Regions from separate parts of the Mus musculus genome. Here region 2 is linked to region 1. The links are chromatin contacts, found by Hi-C or POLR2A ChIA-PET in ENCODE. All regions are on one chromosome and are shown on one strand. Each heading gives the region's core, a stretch centred on a gene start or an enhancer-like site at or near the end of the contact. The rest is flanking DNA. Distances are from core to core; before and after follow the strand shown.

What was found. Hi-C counts contacts between places; a loop is a spot of excess contacts on that map. ChIA-PET counts read pairs that join two places held with the same protein, here RNA polymerase II (POLR2A).
Region 2: POLR2A ChIA-PET joins it to region 1 with 13 read pairs in Patski. The contact joins the enhancer-like site here to the promoter of Ywhae in region 1. A Hi-C loop is called at or near these places in 1 of 37 maps with a recorded cell type or tissue (T-helper 17 cell). POLR2A ChIA-PET finds 5 or more read pairs at or near these places in 3 of 5 experiments (Patski and embryonic stem cell).

The regions. Positions count from the first base shown.
Region 1 is chr11:75,729,663-75,735,666 of GRCm38, reverse strand. Ywhae (tyrosine 3-monooxygenase/tryptophan 5-monooxygenase activation protein, epsilon polypeptide) reads right to left here and starts at 2,780. Exons shown (of 6, transcript NM_009536.4): 1 at 2,576-2,780. The coding sequence starts at 2,639.
Region 2 is chr11:75,618,261-75,624,264 of GRCm38, reverse strand. Pitpna (phosphatidylinositol transfer protein, alpha) reads right to left here. Exons shown (of 12, transcript NM_008850.2): 8 at 4,948-5,025; 9 at 4,699-4,809; 10 at 3,889-4,011. Among named protein-coding and RNA genes, the nearest start is that of Inpp5k, 9.8 kb to the left of the region's middle. Within about 2 kb of position 3,646, at least 3 of the 3 ENCODE cell types and tissues checked have a DNase peak (open chromatin) inside an H3K27ac peak, as active enhancers do.

The DNA.
Region 1 (6,004 bases), core at 1,531-4,030:
ATCAATTTTTGTTACACTAATAAAAATGAATTACCAGTCAGTAGGAGTGATCACTTTCTGTGACTGCCTTCTTCCTCTCCCTTTCTACTGATTTCCTTTCTTAGGCCAAATCACAGGAGTGCTTCCAGTTTCCTTCCCTCATTAAGTACAGTCACCACATGGCTTTTCTAGAACACTGTACTCAATAGCCAACAAGGCCAAGCTTTGCTCAAAAATTCTCATCATTCAAACCCCAAGTATGATTTAAAAATTGTCATTTATTTGGAAGCTACAATCATGTTTGCAAATCCCTTTTTAAAATGACTTTTAGAAGCAAATCAGAAAGCTTCCCCTCATACCTCGTTTGGGGGGGAGGGAGGGTTATTATATTTACATAAAGCCTAAGTCACCAGTCTTCAAATTAATTTCATGCTTCCTCCCAAGGACACAGATTAAGGGGGGGACCTCTTCTGGGATCGAGAGGGGAAACCTCCAGTACTCTCCCGGGACAGACAAGCTCACCTGGAGCTGCACTCCTATTTCCCCATCCCACCTCCTCCAGCTCCCAACAGGAGCCCAACTCACTACAAACTGAAATCTGCAAGACAAAATGTAGTTCAGCGTCTTTCCTAAATTGGAGGTTTTGAGGTCTGCTGTTCTACTTTCCAAATGCTGGGCCTGTGACTTTGGCAAAGACTAAGGACTGGTGGTTCAAAAGCTTCCACAGGAGAAACTGCCATTCAAGGAAAAGGGTCTGACCTAACATTTGAAAAAGCAAATGTTTTAACTAACATGGAAAAAACATGAGGAACACTTAATTCCAATCTTGTCTCATTGGACCCTACCACTTCCCAAACATTGAACTCACAGGACCTAGCCTTAGTATTCATGCCTTTAATCTCAGCACACAGGGAGGCGGAGACGGATCTCTGAGTTCAGGACCAGTATGGTCTACATAGTGTTTCAGAACAGCCAGAACTACACCTGCAATTAATTAAATCACAGGAACCATGTGTGTGACTTTTCATTTTTAAATACTAGTTTAATGGCCTATTGCCTAACTCAAATATCTAGTTACACTTCACAAACACAGTAGATATGTCAATGAAATTCTCAGAAAAAAAAAAAAAAAAAAAAAAAAAAACTAGACTGCAATTAGCAGGAGCTAAGTTGAGAATCTAGCATGTACTAGGGTCTAGTCTCCATCACCTGCAGGTGGGGTGTGTGTGTGTCAAATTAACAGAAGAGTAACTATTGAAATTTGTGTGTGTGTGTGTACACACACACACACACATATACATATATATAAAACCATTCTCTTAAAATGGATAAAACAGAGCTGTGGTGTAGCACAGTATTTGAGCACTTGTCTTGCTTGCATGCAATCCTGGGTTTGAGCCCCAATCATGTAACAATGAAATCATAAAACAGAAAAACTACAATCTTCTACATTCCTAATTCAAACTCCCCAAGCCTCAACTGAGTGCTCAAAATAGGTAAAGCTCCCCAAGCCAAGGAAGAGCATGCATTCCACCCGAACTTGGGTTGTCAACCCAAAGTGCTACTAAACATTATTTGAATTAACCATTTCTCAGCAGGTCTTTCCATACTTCATAATGACGAGTGTGAATAGTACAGTCGTCAATTTTACAAACGGGTAAACTGAGGCACTGACTCTGCAAAGGGAAATTCGTACTAAGGAATCCTGGCAAGCCTGGTCTCCTGTATTCTAGCCATCAGAACTCCGTGCCTATGAAGGATGGGGACAGAAGGGGGAAAAAAAAAACCCGCAGCAACTTTAGGATATCCTGGGTAAGAACAAACGGGGTAGGAGTGAGGTTCTGCACCTCCCCGGAAGAAGGCGAGGCTAAAAAGCCCCCCAAACTCTCAACTCCAAGGTGTGTCGGCCCAAAGGAAGAAATCCAATCGCAGCATCTCAGCTCGCCTCCACCCAAGGAGGGAGGCTCTGCAGTGATTTCCAAACACTCCACCCTCACCAGAAGACTCCTCTCCACCGCCGGCCCCGAGAAGCCGTCCGTTCCAGAGGCTTCTCCTTTGTGAGGCTCCACGGCCGCCGCCCCACACTGGGCCTCAGGGGAAAAGCCACCGCCCCCACCCGCCATATTTCCCCGAAAGGCGCCTAGCGCTACAGCTCCTCGATGCCGCCCTCTCCCGAGCGACCGGTACCGTTCCTCACATCGCCCCACCCAAGTGTCCTCCTCCACACCCCGCCGCGGTTCCCGAGGGCTCCCGTGGGGATCGCACGCCGGGAGCCGGCACCCGCCATCTCCTCCCCCCTCCCCCGCCCGGGGACTCGCCCTCCCCCTCCAGCCGCCATTTTACAACCAACTCCTCCACCCTCCGCCCCGGCCTGCTGGCGGGCGAGCGCCTGCAAGCTAAGGACACCGGAGGGGTCAAATCCCTAGGCCCGGGGACTCCCACCGCGCCGGGAGCCCGCAGGCCTCGGCCTGCTTCCCGACCCACGTCCCAAGCCGGGCTCCGAGACGGCTCCGCCATTTTGTCTCCGGTTCCCGGCCTCTGTGGGCGGCGGCGGAGGGTCCGAGACTTCCAGCCCCCCGACACCCCCCCGACTCACCGTCGTATCGCTCGGCCTGCTCTGCCAGCTTCGCCTGGTACACCAGATCCTCCCGATCATCCATTGCGGCAGCGGCTCCGGCAGGGTCTGCGCGACGGATGGAAGCGGATAGCGTCTCCGACTCTCTCAGCTTCTCGCTCCGCGTCCGAGCAGGAAAAATGGCGGCGCCTCAATCCGGGACTTCCGCCTGCGCACGCGGACAACTGCTCAGCTCTATGGCAACCGCTCCCTGGCAACTGGCGCGGGGGGGGGGGGGGGCGGATCCCGGAGTTCGGCGCCAGAAAAGGCTGGAACCAGCGCGACAGACGCCCCTCCTCCGTCGGCACAGCGGGCGGCCCTGTGGCGAGGCGGGAACTGCGACTGCGACGGAGAACGGCCCCTGGAGCGGCTGGAGGCGAGGTCGGCCTAGACTGCGGGAGGGGAGTTAGCCAGAAGCCCGTGCGGGGCGACCGCGGGCTGGCCTGTGGGGGACAGAGCGACAGGCTTGATGGGTTCTTGCTACGGCAGGCCTTCCTCGTTGAAGATCAACCGGCCCTGTGCATTCTAGCACATTTTTCTCATCCAATTTAAAGAATTGACAAGGACAAGAAGGGAAAGCTCGAGTTTTCACGCATCATCATCTCCCTTGCTTCCATACTTTAAGCATTTTCTTCTCCCCTCCAGCCATATTTTATCTCTTTGGCCTATCGTAGATAGGACTTTTGTTTAAAATCTCTGGTTTTGCTTCAAGCATAGGTGAGTGTGTTTAATTCCAACACTAGTGAGGTAGAGGCGCAAGGATCGAGTTTGGATCAAGTCCCATCTACAAAGCAAATTCCAGGTCAGCCAGGGCTACATTGTGAAACCCCCATCTCAAAAAAAAAAAAAAGGAAAGAAAGAAAAAAGAAAAAGTGGTCAATCTCAGCTAGTTAAGGGAAACCCTCACTCGAGGGAAAAAGGAGACATAGTGGCTTGCCTCACTTGGAGTGCAAGGTGCACCTGAGGTGTGTAAGGGCAAATTGACATTGATGAGTTAGAAATAAATAATCCTCCATGGGGATTGCTTCACTTGCAATGGCCACGCCTAGTCTGCTTCCTTATGGATTTTCAACATCTTATACTCAATATCAGCTTGCTGCTGAGCCATGCAGAAAAAGGGCCTCAAAATGAGTGTGAAATCAAAAGGTTGGGATCAAGGCCTGAGGTCACACGCCCAGAGGTTTGCATCTTAGTCTGTGAACGGACAGGAATTGTTTTGTCCAAACGCTGGAGACTGACCCCCACAGCTTCCACCGTGTGTTTTGCCACTGAGTTATAGTCCTATCTGGGCAAGCTGTTTTGATGATTCTGAGTGGAAGGTGACATCGTCATAATTGTACTTAAGAAAAGTATTCCGTACTTACTGAAGCGGTGGTTCACGCCTGTAATTCCAGCACTGTGGAAGCAGAGACAAGGATTGCCACAAGTTCCAGGCCATCCTGGACTAAAAATACCCTACCTCGAAACACAAACACAAAAAGAAAGGAGCTGGTGGTGAGAGTTTTGGTTTCTTCAAAAACCCAGCTATGGTCTGTGAATGTGTTTGCGTTTTAATCCCAGGCGTGGGATAAGAGGCGGCTTCGAAGCAGGTGACTAGGATTTACCTTGTGCACTAGCAGGGCTGTGGTCTTGCCAGCTGCGGATAGTTTATGTTTGGATTTCTGGAGACTCTGGAGAGGAGATAAATAAATGCCAGAGCCCAGAGGGGAACAGGGGCACTCCAAAGAAGAAGGCTGCTGCTCCTGGTTGCTTTTGTTGCAGTTTGTCAAATGGCCATAAGCAAAGAGACAAGAAGTTAGAGATACCCTGACGACAAAGATTAGACTTGCCCCAAGGACCCCGATGCCCCCAGTGAGCAGGAAGTAGCCTTTAGAGGTCTATATTCCCTTTCCCCTTCTTTCTCTCCTACCTAGTGTTGGGGGGGGGGGGGTTGGAAGGGGAGGTAGAGATATAAAAACCCAGTAAAATAGACAAAAAATATGCCAACAGGAGAAAGAAAACATTGCATAGCAGTAATGAACAAGAATGGTAAATTATCATATTACAAAATATAAGCAAAAGTAATCGATACTAGCCTCTGGACAGAGAGGAAAGGACAGACAAGAATAGCATCACGGAGAGGCCACAGGACTTTGTAGCTGACCAGCCATGTGAAATAAAACTTGACTTCCCACCTTCCCACCCTGTCAAAGGAATGAGCAACAGTACCAGTAACATAAAAGAAATACAGAGCTGAATATGGTAACTCACACTTATAATCCCAGCACTGAGAGGCTGAGGCAGGAGGATTGCCATAAGCTTGAGGCCAGCCTTGGTTACATAGTTCCAGTTCCAGGCCAGCCCCAGAAAAAGGATAAGACTATGTCTTTAAAGCAAACAGGAAGGCCAGGGATAGTGGCACACTTGGGAGGAAAAGCAGTTGGACCTCTTGAGTTTCAGGCCCAGCCACAGAGCAAGTTTCAGGACACCCAGTGCTACAGTGTGAGACCCTGCCTCAAAAAATACACACAAAAACCATGACAATAATAAAAAAAACAAACAGGAGTCCAGGAAGAGTTGCTGGCTAAGATAGAGAGAAAAACATGAACTCTTCTTTAGCACGTGCTGGTTCTGAGATTCCCCAAGCATTAGGCAGGTAGAATAGCAAACATGGAGTTGAAAGGGGGCTGATAAGCCTGGCATGGTGGTATACCTGTAATCCCAGCACTGAAGACAATGGGACTGGAAGATTGGGAGTTCAAGGCCACTCTCAGCTACACATCAAGTACAAGCCCTCCTGCCTTCCTAGTGCAGTGAATTAAGGTGTGTCCCACCACCTACTTTGTTCTTTGAGACTGACTCTCTTTCTGGGACGTGGAACTCTCAGTAGCCTAGGATGGCTGCCCAAATAAACCCCAGAGTTCTACTTGTCTCCACTCTCTGCTGCAAAGTTCACATGTGAGTTCTGCAGGCTGAACTTGCACTATCTACCCAGCCTCTCTAATAAACATTTTGTTAACACACATTACACAGAATGGCATTTTGGCATTTTTGTGCAGGGACACAGTGTTTAGGTCCTGTCACCCCCTTGCCTTCTCATCCCTCACACTGGCTGATCTCTTCCTGCTCACAACTGGTCTGTCTTACTTTCCTGTCCTTGTGTAGTGAGAATTTTGGTTTCTTTAAAAAGCCAGTTGTTCTGTAGCGATGTTTTTGCTTTAATCCTAGGTGTGGGATTAGAAACTGCTTCACAGCAGGTTACTAGGATTTGCCCAGGATTGCTCTAGCAGGGATGGGGTTTTGCCAACTGCAGTTAGTTTCTTTGAATGTGTGACATTTGGAATTCTGGGAACTTTTCAGAGGGTATAAACTACAGGGTCCCACATCTGAGGGTTGACTCCGGGGAGGGTCCTGTTCCTGGTCCTCCTGGTG
Region 2 (6,004 bases), core at 2,397-4,896, 110 kb after region 1:
AAAAAAAAGATGCAACTTCCTATCAAAGAATGTGGCTACTTCCCTTCCTGTCAAGGGACAAGGAAGGGGTCCTGCTGAAATAATTCATTGTTTCATTGTTTTAAGCTTATAGTAAACTGTCCTAAGAATGTGTATTTCCTGTCTCTTGAGGCCTATATGACATGAATGGGTTTGTTTTGTTTTGTTCTGTTTTGTTTTTTGGGACAGGCTGTCACTGTGTAACGGTGGGAGATCTAGAACTCCCTATGTAAAACCACTGATGGTGCATGCCACAGTCCTCACACCATAGGGAATCTGAAGCCTGGAGACCCTGCTGGCGGGGAGGAGGCTCACATGACTAGAGACTTGGGTCATTTCAAACTTAGATGGCTCTCATGACCCTGTCTCCCAGCTCAGAGTTTTACTATTATTTTCCTTCACTTTCCCAAATGTCAGGGTTACAGGCATGTCCTTCAGTGTTTGTTTGACACTTAAATATCACAGCAGTCCTGAGAAATTATATTGTATTTCAAAATAAAGCTATGACTGTGTTTTAATACTCCGGCCGGTATTCCAGATGGTCTGCTCTGAGACAGAGCTCTGTGAGGTCAGAGGAAATTAAGATGAGAGCTTGCTTCTGTGGATGTTATGTGGAACTAAGTGTGTGTGCACATCTGTGTGTGTCATGGCTCAGAGTTAGAGCAGAGGCTCCTCTGTGAGAGTCAGTTCTCTCCAGGGAGACCCCAACATTGGGCGTCAGGCTCGCAGGCGGAGCCTTTACTTACTGAGCCACTCACCGGCCTAAAATGCTGGAGTGCATGTTCTCTTTCGTCCACCCCAGCAACTGAGCCCAGTACAGAATGGCTTCTCCTACTGGCCTGCTCCTCGAAACACAAATTCACCCTAACTCAAAACTGTGAACTCCAGATGTGGTGTCTGTTAGGTACTTCATTACAGAGAAATTTGTGTAATCTCTGGGTAACCTTTTCAGACTTCAAAACCTAAACTAAATTCTAATAGAGAGCTAGCAGTCAGAAAGTCTTCCACTTTCAGAGGCAAGAAATAACCCTAGGCAGATCAGTTCCCAGCAGCCTCCTGGGCAGAGCATGAGCAGAGATGTCAGGCAGCTTTCAGCTAACCACAAAGGAACAGGTGGGAGAGGGGCCAGACCCACAATAGGAAAGAAAATACTCCAGAATCTTCTTCCTCTTCTTCTTTTTCTTCCTCTTTCTACTTTTTGTTTTGTTAAGACAGATTCTCTCTGTACAGCCTTGGTTGTTGGCCTTGAACTCAGAGATCAGCCAGCCTCTGACTCCTGAGTGCTAGGATTAAAGGTGTGTGCTATCACTGTCTGGCTGATACTACAGAATCTTAATCAGAAAAACAAAATAAAAGTCTTTTGGGCTGGGGATGTAGCTCAGCTGGAAGAGTGTCTGCTGAGGATGCACAGAGCCCTAGATTGGATCCTCAGCACTGCAGAGAGTGAGCAGCATGATGCATGCTGTAACCCTAGCCCTCAGAAGGTAAAGGCAGGGGGACTGAAAACTCAAGGTGACCCTTGGCTACATAAAGACTTTGAGGTTAGACTAGACGACACACCCTGTCTTTTTTAAAAACAACAGTAAAAACTTTTTAAAGCTTTGTATGCATGGTATTAAGAAACTCGGTCTTGTGCCTGCTAGACACTTAAGTGCTTTACCACCAAGCCATATCCCAGCCCATCGACTATATTTTTAGACAAGAGAGAAAAACAAGCCAGGGCTCACATTAGCGCATGAGGGCCTGAGCAGTTGCTAGAGGTTAAAACATATTCTACAATGACATGGGTTTGGTTCTTTCTCTTCCATTACAAGTTAGTTTTAAAATTCTAATTCCAAAGAGGTCCCTTGTATCCACCCTTCCCTGGTGAATAGTGAGTGTCTGTCTAAACTACTGCACAACGCTTTACATACTGGAGTGTCATTTCATGCAGGAGTGGGCACACGTTCCAAGCAAAGCCCTGACTCTAAGGACTACCAAGTTTGGACCATGAGGAAGGCAGAGTCCTATGATTGTTTGGATACTTTTCCCCAGAACTACAGCACCACTTTATTTATTTATTTATTCATTCATTCATTTATTTATTTATTTATTTATTTATTTATTTATTTATTTTTGAGACAGGGTTTCTCTGTATAACCCTGGCTGTCCTGGAACTCATTCTGTAGACCAGGCTGGCCTCGAACTCAGAAATCCGCCTGCCTCTGCCTCCTGAGTGCTGGGAACCACTTTATTTATTAATCTACTTATTTATCTACTTACTTATTTTATTTTATTTATTGGTGCTGTGCTTAAACCAGGAACCTTTCTTACCCATGCTAACAGCTCCAGAGAACAGACAAAGAACTGTAATGCTTCCAGGAAACCCAATTACTTTATGCTGGGCACTACTAGGCAGAGAGTGACTTGAGAGTCCCTGTCAAACCCTGATTACAATACTCCATCTGCTAACTTCTGCAGGGAGCAGGGGAGAGTAGGACTATTAAGACCTGAGGATTCAAGCCTCTTTCTCATGCAAACAGAATTAGCAATGTGACTTAGGTCTACAACTTCCTGAGGATTCTTCCGAAAGAATCAGGGGCTGTGCTCCAAATCCTGCCACTTGCCCTTCAGTTTTAGGTAGCTGAATGAATAACTAAAACATCCGCCTTCAGCAGGAACTAACTTGCACACCACTTCCCAGTGAGTCAGCCTGGGAGGAATGTCTTCCCAGAAGGTAGAAACTTCCCTGGGAGGCTCTGGAGGAAGAAGGGCTCTGGGCCCAGGTTCTGCCCTAACCTAGCACTGAAGTATGGAACATCTGTGTGGTGGGCACAGCAGCACTGGAGGCAGGCCCTCAGCTGGAAAGCATGTCCTCTAATGGGCATTCAGGCATACCTTAAAAAGATGAGAGCTTCCTGCTTAGGAGGGCAGGACCCCCATGGGCATGTAGATCAAGAGCTGTGGCCCTAAGCCAGACAGCACTGGGCTCTTTTTTGTTTGTTTGTTTTTGTTTTATCGAGACAGGGTTTCTCTGCAGCCCTGGCTGGCCTGGAACTCACTCGGTAGACCAGGCTGGCCTCAAAATCAGAAATCTGCCTGCCTCTGCCTCCCAAGTGCTGGGATCAAAGGCGTACGCCACCACGCCCGGCAGCACTGGGCTCTTAAGACTGACTGTCACCTGCAGGCTGCAGTAGAGCCGTGCTGAGCCTCACCTGCCTCAGCTGAAGATGCCTCTTACACTGTGAGACAGCGCACAAGCAAGAGCAAAGAGGGTGCCTGCTGGTTTTCACTGAGCAGCCTCCTAAATGGACTTCTGGGGGAAGACTTTATTTATTCCTTAAGTAAACAAGGATCTGGGTCTTTAGGCTCTCAGAAAGCAAACTGCTCTCCTCCTGGGATCAATGCCAAGCTCAAAACCAAAATACCTAAACAAAAATAAAAACCAAAAACAAAGAAATCCTCTCACCTGCAAAATAGTTTGGAACAACAACCACACAGAGCAATGCCTGTGTGTGGCTGTGCTGTGGCTGTCCACTCCAGTGTATTGGTAGATCAGCTGAACCTGCCTGGCTCCACGGTCACCTCAAGTTCCAAGGCCTAGCACCATCCCCCACGCTGACTGAAGAGTCACTGCAGCGGGCGAATTACTCACTTGGCATCAGGTGCAGACTACCATATTTGTCTCTGTGCCTGTGCCAAGACCTCAGCCACACTGTATTCCCGAGCACAGACTGTTCTCCTTATAGTTCCCATACTGCCTGGCAGTAACCTTATCCACAACAGAGCCAGGCTTGTTCTTAGAACAACTGGCTGATGGCCTTTAGATGTGTCCAAGTCCCAGTCTCCTTGACAGTCACACACTTATGAGTCCCCTGGCATCCGGCTCACCTCATCCAGCTGTCTCTTCGTCTCTTCTTCCATCCTCCGAATGTCATCCATAGTCAGATCAACCCATTTATCGAGCCAACAGAACAGCTGCCTGTGAAAGTTTGTAAACAGACGCTTCTCTTGCTATGAGGAGAAGGGAAACCAGTCAGAGAGCGGAGAGGAAAGGCCCCTCTGCATTCCTCCCCAGGATTCACAGTTTACTGGGTGGAGGGGAAGAGTGATGCCTCGCTGCCTTATCTGGATCACACCCAGGTCAGTGACCTTTGCCAAACTGTTTCTGGCAGGTTAGTGTTCCAGTAAGGATGGCCATCCACCTTACAGGTGAGCCCTTTGTCCCAAATACTACCAAAACAGGCTGCTCATGAGATCTGGCCAAATTCTCTACAGTCTCTGGTACCTAATGCCGGGTGGGTTATGACTAGCCAGCAGGTATAAAATGTGGCCCAAAAGTGTGATTCTAACACATGTGAGAATTAAGACGCTTAAGTCTGTCCAGTTCTGTACCCTGGGACACTTGGGAGTTTGGCTCACAGTGCCTCTTGCCTTCTGGATTAAAAAGGAAAACTTGTTTTCTGTGTAGTTCAAGCATAGCAGAGCCTTTCCTGTTTTCTTCTTTCACCTCCGTTTCTTTCCTTGTCACATGTGCTGCCCGTAGAGGGACAGAATTAAAATGTAGAACAGTATGTGCAAGGGAGAGCCTAGCGAGCAAACCCAAGACTCCAGTGCTAGTGACCGAGGAACAGGTCAGTTACTGGGACCAACTGGTCTCAGAACACAGACACATGGAAAGGCCTCATCCTGCAAACTTACCTTATGTATAAAGTTTTCCACTTTGTTCTGCAAGCCCCACCACTTGAACTTGACAGTAACCAGTTTGTATGCACACATATATGGGCAGTCTTTCTGATTGACAAGTTCTTGCTGCAGTAGAAAAACACCCAGAAGCAGGTTGGTAAGTAAAAGATCTCAGGTGGTCCGAACCCCATGCACACCCTCCTCCAAGAGGAGAGGCCCACCCACAATGTGCCTGCCCCCTGGTGGCAAGGGTGTGACTTGTACCTTCCAATTCGGGCCCAAAGGTCCGCGTCCTGTTTTGACAGATTTAAATTTTGCTGGGTCTTCCTCTGCCTTGTAATCCTGAGAATAGTGGGGATGGGGTTGGAAGAGAGGATGGGCGAAGAGGAAAGGGAGGTGAGGAGGAGGAAATGGCAAAGTTTTCATGAGAGGGCATTTCATGCCAGTTCTTTTTGTCGCTGTGAAACAGGGTGTTTCTATGCAACCCTGGCTGGCCTGCACCAGCTCACTCTGTATACGAAGCTGACCACCATGCCCAGCTACGGTAGTTCTTGAAAATGCTGGTGTGGAGTGTGGGAGAATCTTATAGACAAGATAAAGTCTGTCTGCTGGATAGTTTCTTGTTCTGTTTTGTTTTCCAAAATATACAGGAGTATGTAAACCTGGCCATTTTGGAACTCACTCTGTAGACCAGGCTGGCCTCAAACTCAGAGATCTGACTGCCTCTGCCTCCTGTGTGCTGGGTTAAAGGTGAGCATCACCTCCACTTCAGCTGTACTAAATAGTGTCATGTTAACTTGACACAAGCTAAAGTCATTGCAGAGGAGAAAACCTCAATTGAGAAAATGTTTCCAGGTTTGGAGAGATGGCTCAGTGATTAAGAGCACTGACTGCTCTTCCAGAGGTCCTAAGTTCAATTCCCAGCAACTACATGGTAGCTCACAACCATCTGTAATGCAATCCGATGCCCGAAGAAAAGAAAATTTCTCCATAAGACTGGACTGTAGGGCTGGTGAGATGGCTCAGTGGGTTAGAGCACCCGACTGCTCTTCCGAAGGTCCAGAGTTCAAATCCCAGCAACCACATGGTGGCTCACAACCATCTATAACAAGATCTGACCCCCTCTTCTGGAGTGTCTGAAGACAGCTACAATGTACTTACATATAATAAATAAATAAATAAATCTTAAAAAAAAAAAAAAAAAAAAAAAAAAAAAAAAGACTGGACTGTAGATAAGGGCATTTTCTTAACTAGTAGGGGAGGGCTCCGTTCATTATTCCCTAGACTGGTGGTCCTGGGTTCTATAAGAAAGCAGGCTGAG